Linked DNA regions of Homo sapiens: all the other regions are linked to region 2. Evidence: chromatin loops called from intact Hi-C (ENCODE). Cell type or tissue: PC-3. All regions are shown on one strand. Region 1 has its middle 60 kb from the start of MAMLD1. Region 2 has its middle 43 kb from the start of MIR2114. Region 3 has its middle 140 kb from the start of MIR2114.

Evidence for each region. Hi-C counts contacts between places; a loop is a spot of excess contacts. Peaks named below come from ENCODE experiments on the same cell type or tissue, not always from the same donor. Only the 100,000 strongest peaks of a DNase experiment are listed, where the experiment ranks them.
Region 1: a loop joins it to region 2, with 9 times the contacts of the local background. A loop is called at or near these places in 1 of 110 quality-filtered maps.
Region 3: it touches region 2 in a loop (9-fold over the local background); 1 of 110 quality-filtered maps calls a loop at or near these places.

The regions. Positions count from the first base shown.
Region 1 is chrX:150,302,088-150,304,587 of GRCh38, forward strand. No RefSeq gene overlaps it. Among named protein-coding and RNA genes, the nearest start is that of MAMLD1, 60 kb to the right of the region's middle. In PC-3, no CTCF peak of the experiment used is centred here; no DNase peak of the experiment used is centred here; H3K4me3 peaks cover 940 bases; H3K27ac peaks cover 1,476 bases.
Region 2 is chrX:150,183,298-150,185,797 of GRCh38, forward strand. No RefSeq gene overlaps it. Among named protein-coding and RNA genes, the nearest start is that of MIR2114, 43 kb to the right of the region's middle. In PC-3, no CTCF peak of the experiment used is centred here; a DNase peak (open chromatin) is centred at 1,434; H3K4me3 peaks cover 370 bases; H3K27ac peaks cover 1,339 bases.
Region 3 is chrX:150,083,893-150,086,392 of GRCh38, forward strand. No RefSeq gene overlaps it. Among named protein-coding and RNA genes, the nearest start is that of MIR2114, 140 kb to the right of the region's middle. In PC-3, no CTCF peak of the experiment used is centred here; a DNase peak (open chromatin) is centred at 1,139; H3K4me3 peaks cover 388 bases; H3K27ac peaks cover 2,500 bases.

The DNA.
Region 1 (2,500 bases), 120 kb after region 2:
ATTGTCTTTGCTTCCTTTGACTTGTTTTTTGCTTGTTTTATGGCTGGCTCTGGTCTCTGCCTTTTGTATAAGAGGCTTTCCACAAATAGCAGACCCTTGCCTATCCCTGCATAGTGAGAATGGGGCAATAGCATTCTGTCATTCTGTTAGAAGCTCTATGTTCAGGATAAGGCCTTATCACTTGATGGACTTCACTGTAGGGTGATCTTATGGGGACTCAGTTAATTTATTGGGGGCTCCCAAGTGTCAGTTTCTGCTGCTCTTTTGCTGGCAAGATGGAGGTGTCCTCCCATCTTTTGCCTGGGGCAATATAAATCTGGCTGTGTTGGCATTCTGGAATGCAAGTAGGAGAGAAATTTGGGGGTCTTCCCACCATCAGTTATGAAGCTTTCAAGTAATCCCTGTTTTCAGTAAGTTACTTCACCAGTGTGCTTAGCTGGATATCTCCAGCAAGTGGAACCTCCTGTCTTCTGCCAGGGTAGTTGTGCCCTGGTACAGGGAGGAGACTAAGGGGCTAACCACTACCCTTGATACACATTCTGAGCCAGCACTCTTGCCCTCAGCCCTATCGCATGCCCTGCCTTTAAGGATACCCTGCTGCCTCCCATTCTTGAGTCTTCCCAGTTCCTGTCTTATAGTTTGCTTTGCTTCTTTCTGGCTTACACGGATTTAAATTTCTGTTCTCTTCACTCTGTAAATTCACCCAAAACTCATCCATTCACTTTCCAGCTGCATCTCTTGTTTGCAGTTGCCTCATTTCCCCCCATTATTTTGCTCCTACAGGTACAGGCTTTTCTTTATTTCTTTACTGTCATTTGAGTGGGGTTTGGAGAGGGAACACAGATAAACATGGGTGCTCAATCCACTGTGTTTAACCAGCAATCCTCAAGACTTTGAGGCCAAGAGTTTGTCTAGAAAGAGGAAAAAAGTTTACTTTTTTATCTCAACAACTGCTTTTACCCCAACAGGGCATCCCTTCCTGGCCCAATGCCAGCATCCCCTCTTGGTTAATGCAACACATTCAAGCCAAGGTGGTCACATAAAAGGTGTCTGGGGCCTTCTAGGGTACACATCCTAGACCTCTGGGGTCTCAGAGAGTGTTTTCTGTCACTTTACTATACCCAGATTTTGAGCTTTGGGGGTCTAAACCAAGGACATGCTCAAACCAAGGGCACAGACCTTTGCTTAATCCAACACATTCAAACCAGACTGGTCACAGTACAGTCATCACGTTAGAGCCCAGTAACAATAGTTATTAAGAGACTTTCAATCAGGAAAACACAATGGTTTTTGCTCAAGAGATACTGATTCTCTTTCAATTCTAAGAAATAATCTTAGCCTCAGTTGCTGTGGAAGATGGAGGTCACAGCAGGATATAGTAAGAACATCTTATTGTGGTAACTCAGTTTTCTTCTCTGCAGGAAAATGCCAGACCTTTTGCCTAGTGTCACTGTGCCATCGAGACCCTGAGTCACTGCTACCATAGCAATAAAAATACAAACCCATCTGGCATTTTTGGAAGCAAAAGGATTGCCAGTAAACACCTGCCACCCAATTGCCTCCACCACGGAATGAATGCAGCTTGAAAACAAACACTGGAGTTTAAGGTGACTTGACCTGAGAAAGCCACTGAGATTTTTAAGCAAAGCATGTACCATCCCCCTCCTCCATCTTTGCCATGCCCTGCACATCCCTATGAATCCCCCTAACCAGGGATGGCAAGAAATTTACACACATGACATCACCCCTCCTTCCTGCTTGCCTGGCAGACATTGCTAATCAATCATGGTGCTCATCCCACTGAGCCTGGATTCAGCCACTTCCAGTCTGTGAATGTTGGAATACAAGTCAAAATCCCTGTGCCTTCCTTGTCCCGGAGTCTAAGGATATTGGTTGTTGAAGTAACCTACCCCTGTCAGCAGGCAGAAGTGCCTTCAAACTGTGCACAGGCTTCAGACGTCTTCCTCATGGTCTGTCTGCCCCACACTCCTTCAAGAAGGAGCCAGATTGAAGCCACATCACTTCCAAGGTCAAATGGGAATGGCATGGGCAGACTATTCTCCTCAATTCTCCATTACCTCAAACTTACAGGCAGCATGGGCTCCCAGACCTCAAAATCTGGGTGGGGTAGAGTGACAGAACACACTCTGTGAACCCCCAGCTAGGAATCAGATGTGCTACATTCCCTTAAGAAGCTAAGAGGTAAGTCAAGGAGACACCACCACATCTAGAAACCTTGGTCTCCTAGGTGAAAAGACCCAATTCCCAGATGGCTTGAAGAGCCCAGTCACTCCAAATAGTGGTGGAGCCTTCTGTTCCTTAGTCAAGCTTGTCCATCCCTGGATGCACTTCCTTCCCAAGATTATGACCAAGACTTTTCCATGTCACTTTGTGGTCCCAAAAGGGTCACCAGCAATTCCCCAGGCAATTGTGGTGAGTTTCCCTAAAACAAGACTAACCTCTGAGCCCCAGGTGATATTCCTGCCCTGGTGGACATCTG
Region 2 (2,500 bases):
GCTGGCAGACATCACAAATGGCCACTGACAGTGACAGAGGAAGCAGCAATATTATACAAAGTAGGTTCGAATGCAAGAGGTTCAGCCATGTGGGATCATTTATTATAACGACAAAGAGCCTGACAATGCTAGATAAATGAGATGTTACTGGACTTCCTCTGCCAACTTTGAATTCTCAAGTTACCTACTGAAAGAACTAAACATGTCCTTCTGGACCTGAGCACTTGCCTAAGACTCAGGAATATTATTTAGGGTACAAGAACAGACATCATTTGCCATCCCATGTACATAGAGATTATGCTACTGATTCACTATTAGGATACTCCAAAATTCTGACAAAAAGCAAGTCACATTCCATAATCCAGTAGCACTTTTGAAAATAGCATTTAATGGGGAGCTAAGTGGCCCCAGCTAGAGCTGGGAATCAGGAGATGAGGTGAATATCCCATTGCCTCAGTCAGGAGCAGGGCGTGCCTCTAGGGTCATAGCCTAGTGTACTCATGAATAGTGTCCCCCTAAAATTTGTGCCTGCCCTAAACCTATGAATATGATCTATTTGGGAATAGAGTCTTTACAAATGTCATTAGTTAAGATGAGGTCACACTGAATTAGGGTGAGCCCTAATCCAATGATTGGTATCTTTCTAAGAAGAGAAAATGGACACGGACACAGGGAGAAGGCCATGTGAAGATGGAGGCAGAGATTGGAATGGCATGTCTACAAGTCTAGGAATGACAAGGATTGCCAGCAACCACCAGGAGCAAAGAAGAAGCAAAGAAGCATCTTCCCCTAGAGCCTTCAGAGAAAATGTGGCTCTGCCAAGACCTTGATTTCAAATTTCTAGCCTCTAGAATTGTGAGAATAAGTTTCTGTTATTTTAAGCCACATGGTTTGTGACACTTTGTTGTGGCAGTCCTAGAAACTAATATAATCTAAATTTTTATAAATCAGTTCATGGTCCAAACAACACTAGTAAAGAACTGAGAACTAAGCCAATCTGGACTGCTGGCTAAGATGGCTTTTTCAAAGTTTACACTTTAAGACACCTCCACCAAATACATGGCAAGAATGTACTATAAAGAGAAAAATGCATACAGCCCTAAAAATAAATAAATAAGTATCTCAGTGGACCAAAATTGGAACATAAATATATCTGCTAAGCAGGGATGAAGGCACAGGGCAACTAAGCTCTGGATCTAGAAGGAGATGGAGATGACCAGGTGTTCTGCTCCTATGGGGTAATGAGAAGGCACTGGATTTACTGCTTGAAACCAAGTCCTAGTGTGGGGCTTTCCCATTCATGAAAAGGATGTATAAACATTGCAGTTACCCCCTGATTAGAACTGCGGTTTACACAGAGCTGCAAACTTAGGGATGTAAGATGAAGCAGACACATCCTGGCAACCAGGACTTGGCTCAAGTTACCTGTAAATCTGGTGATATCCCCAGAATCGCAGCAGGATGGAAGCCTGAGTCACCAAGCAAATACATGATTTTTAACCGAGAGCTCTAGGGTGCTAGGTGGAGGCAATAACAAGAACACTAAACAGGAAAGGGTGAGGGCAGAGAAAATAAACAAACATACTACTACATGAGCTAAGCCAAAATCCCAAAACACATGAGAAAAATGAATATGAAGAGTGACAGCTAAAAAAAAAATCAACACTAAGGAGATGGATTCCCTCTTGACAAAGTGAAAGTATTATTGCAGCCTAAAAATGATTTGATAAAAGATACATTTAGTATCCTCAAAGAGGTGAAAAATAACATCTAGTTTTTAAAACTAAGAAATTACGTACCAAAACAGACATAAATGAAATAAGAACAAGTAAACATATAAATGAACCAATTAGAAATTATGGAAATGTCTGCTTATATTTGCTCCTCCCTGCATTAACAGACATCTAGGACACTAGATCTAGCTCACCTAATTCAGCAGCCTTGTATGCCACTTTCCTACTAGCATTGATATTTTTCTAGCATAGCCTGTCTTCTCCTCTGCAGACTCCTTGATCTGTGACTAAAGCTGGATTAAGAAGTAGGTAACCAAGCAGCTAATCTAGAAATGGTGGCCACATATCAGTGGATTCGTTGGCTATAAGATACCAGTTTATTCACATACAAACAGACACCCAGTGTCTTTATATTGTCCCTGAGCCTGCCCTTCCTTCTCTGTGTATCCTATGCCCCTATCACCCCCCATCCCATGTGCATTTCTCAGATCCCGTTTCTACTGCCTGAGCTCTCTGCTACCTTCAGCATCCACGTGCATTCCTTGCCAACTAGTAGGCATTCCACAGGCCTCGTGGTACAGTGCCTTTTCTTTCACAAGTTCTCTTTAATTTGCTTATTCACACTCATTCTGAAAACCAGCAGTTCTCAAAGTGTGTTCCCTGGACCAACAGCATCTCCATCACTCAGAAACTTGTTAGAAATGCAAATTCTTGGCCCCCACTGAAGACCTACTGATTTAGAACCTCTTGGAGTGGCACTCAGAAAT
Region 3 (2,500 bases), 99 kb before region 2:
AAGACCTAGTTAAGCCAGGCCCTGGAGTGAAGTGCTGAGTTGATGAAGGTTGAACAGAGCATCTGGGAAGGAAGGGCCAGTCCAATGGACAAGGGCTTGGCAATAGATGGCCCTTCTCTTGTTTCTATTGTAAATAGGTCCAAGATCTGCTCATGGCTCCTCTTTGCTGGGGACATTGTCTTCAGTGCCATCTGTATCTTCCTCCTAAGTCATGGGAAGGGGCTTTCCTCAGGTCAAGCCACAAGTGATAAGGAAAGTAGCTTGTCCACCTCTAGCTCTGTGGCCCAAGTGGTGGGAGATGGCCTGGAGTAGGGAGAAGCAACATGGCCTGCAGAGTCTGGCAGCCTGAGCCCTGGCCCCAGCTTTGCCCTGCCTTGCTCTTGGTTTTCCATAAGTCCCTGCCCCTCTGTGGGCCTTGGTTCCTCTAGCTTCAGATTAAGGGAGTTGGCCTTATCCCATCTCTGACCTCCCTTCCTGCTTGAATCCTCCTTGTATCCAGGCCTATACTTCAAGCTCTATAATCAGGGAGTGGAAAGGCTTTCTGGTCAAGGTAGGAATTGTTCTGCCAGCCTGACTGAGAGTTTCGTGTCGGCCCTGGTGCCTGCTGCTGAGCTCTAACCATTTCATAACCCCAGATCAGAGACACTCATTCATTGTCCTTTGAGACAAATTCCAGGTGGGAAAAATATCATGCTTTAAAGCAGCCAAGCAGCAACTAGGCTCAAATCCATTTATTTACAAAGATTTTCCACCTCTTGGCCCATCTGCCTCTGAGTAACCTGAAGCACAACAAAGATGATATGTGTCCCAGCCCTGGATTTTGGGCTAAGCGTGCCTTAAAAATCTGCATCATACCTAGATTCCCTCCCAACTATAGCTCAATCCTGAACAACCTCAGCTGTCCACAGATATTTGGCCCAAGGAAAGCCAAAATCTCAACAGTTAACTGTCTCACCCTAATCCTTCTCTATACATGTGAAATCCCAGTTTAGAAAGGAAAAAATATTTATCACATTCTTGCATGGCCATTCTACACCAGATTGAGTGGGTGACAGGCAGGAAAACTGGAAAGGAAATGCCTGCAATATTTAGTTAATGTGGTCATCATATTTTATTTGGCTGCATCTCCCCAAATGCAAATAGAAATGTCCCACTTTATTTGCATGCAAGTCTTTTCTTCCACAGAGGGAGAGATGGGAGAGCCGCCTCGAGTCCCGCAGTGATCTTGGAGCAGAGTGAGGCATTTGCTTGGACTTAGAGCAGTTGTACTGGGTTCCAGGTGGCTGGAGATGTGGTTTCTAGGACAAGGCCACATGTAAATACTTTATCTCGATCAAGAGCAGCTTGGAAAATACCACAATTCCGTTTTTCAGAAAATCATTTTGCTGGTACCTTTAACAGAATGGAAAGAGCAGCAGGCTTGGAATAGAATTACTGCAGTCAAATCTGAGTTCTAGCACTTGACCTTAGGTGAATGGCTTAGCTTCTTGGAGCCTCAGTTTCCTCCTTGGTAAAATGGGGTTAAAAGCCCTGCTCTACTGACCTCACTGGGATGTTACGAAGTGCCCATGGGAAAATGAATGTGAAAGCTTTTGTCAACTGTTTTAGGAACATATTTTATTGTTGTTGTTATTGTTATTAAGTGAGGAGGCTAGAGAATGCCTATAGAGCAAAACCAGGCAACAGTTCTGTTTTTAGGTGGCTTGGACTCAGAACAACCCATCTTATAGATGTGATTTGGAGCATATAGAATCATTCTTTTTTTGGTGGGGGGAGAGGTAATCTTTTTTATTGTACTTTAAGTTCTGGAATACACGTGCAGAAAGTGCAGGTTTGTTACATAGGTATACATGTGCCATGGTAGTTTGCTGCACCCATCAACCTGTCATCTACATTAGGTATTTCTTCTAATGCTATCCCCCCCAGCCCCCACCTCAGCTAGTTTCCCAACAAAAAAAGAGTCACCCAATCCAAAGGATCAAGGTGTTAATATGAAAACTGGCATATTTTCAATGGGCAAGATTTAAATATACAGGAAATTCATTTTTAGTTTTTTTAATCAAACTTTTATTAATTTTGAGATCATTGTAGATTCACATGCAGTTGTAAGAAACAATACAAAGAGATCCAGTGTATACTTTACCCATTTTCCCCCAGTGGTAACTATGAATCATATCTTAAGGGCTTATGTTTTTCCTTTGTTAGGCTGCTGGGAATGCAGCCTGCTACCAGACCATGGTAGAAACCATTAGCTCTACAGAAACTTCACTTTGAGACTTCCCTTACCCTTTCTCTGGCATTTGGCTCCCTAGAAGGCATCTATCTCTCACATCCCCCTGGTCCTGATAAAACCTGGCATCCAAGATGCTGCCCAAATTGAAAACGTTTTGGTAGTGCAGGTAGCACAGTTGCCACTGCCAAAATCTGGGCACCTTCCCATTCTCAAATTTCATTCTCTCACCCAACTGCCCTGTTTTCCATCACTTCCTGGGGAGCTGGA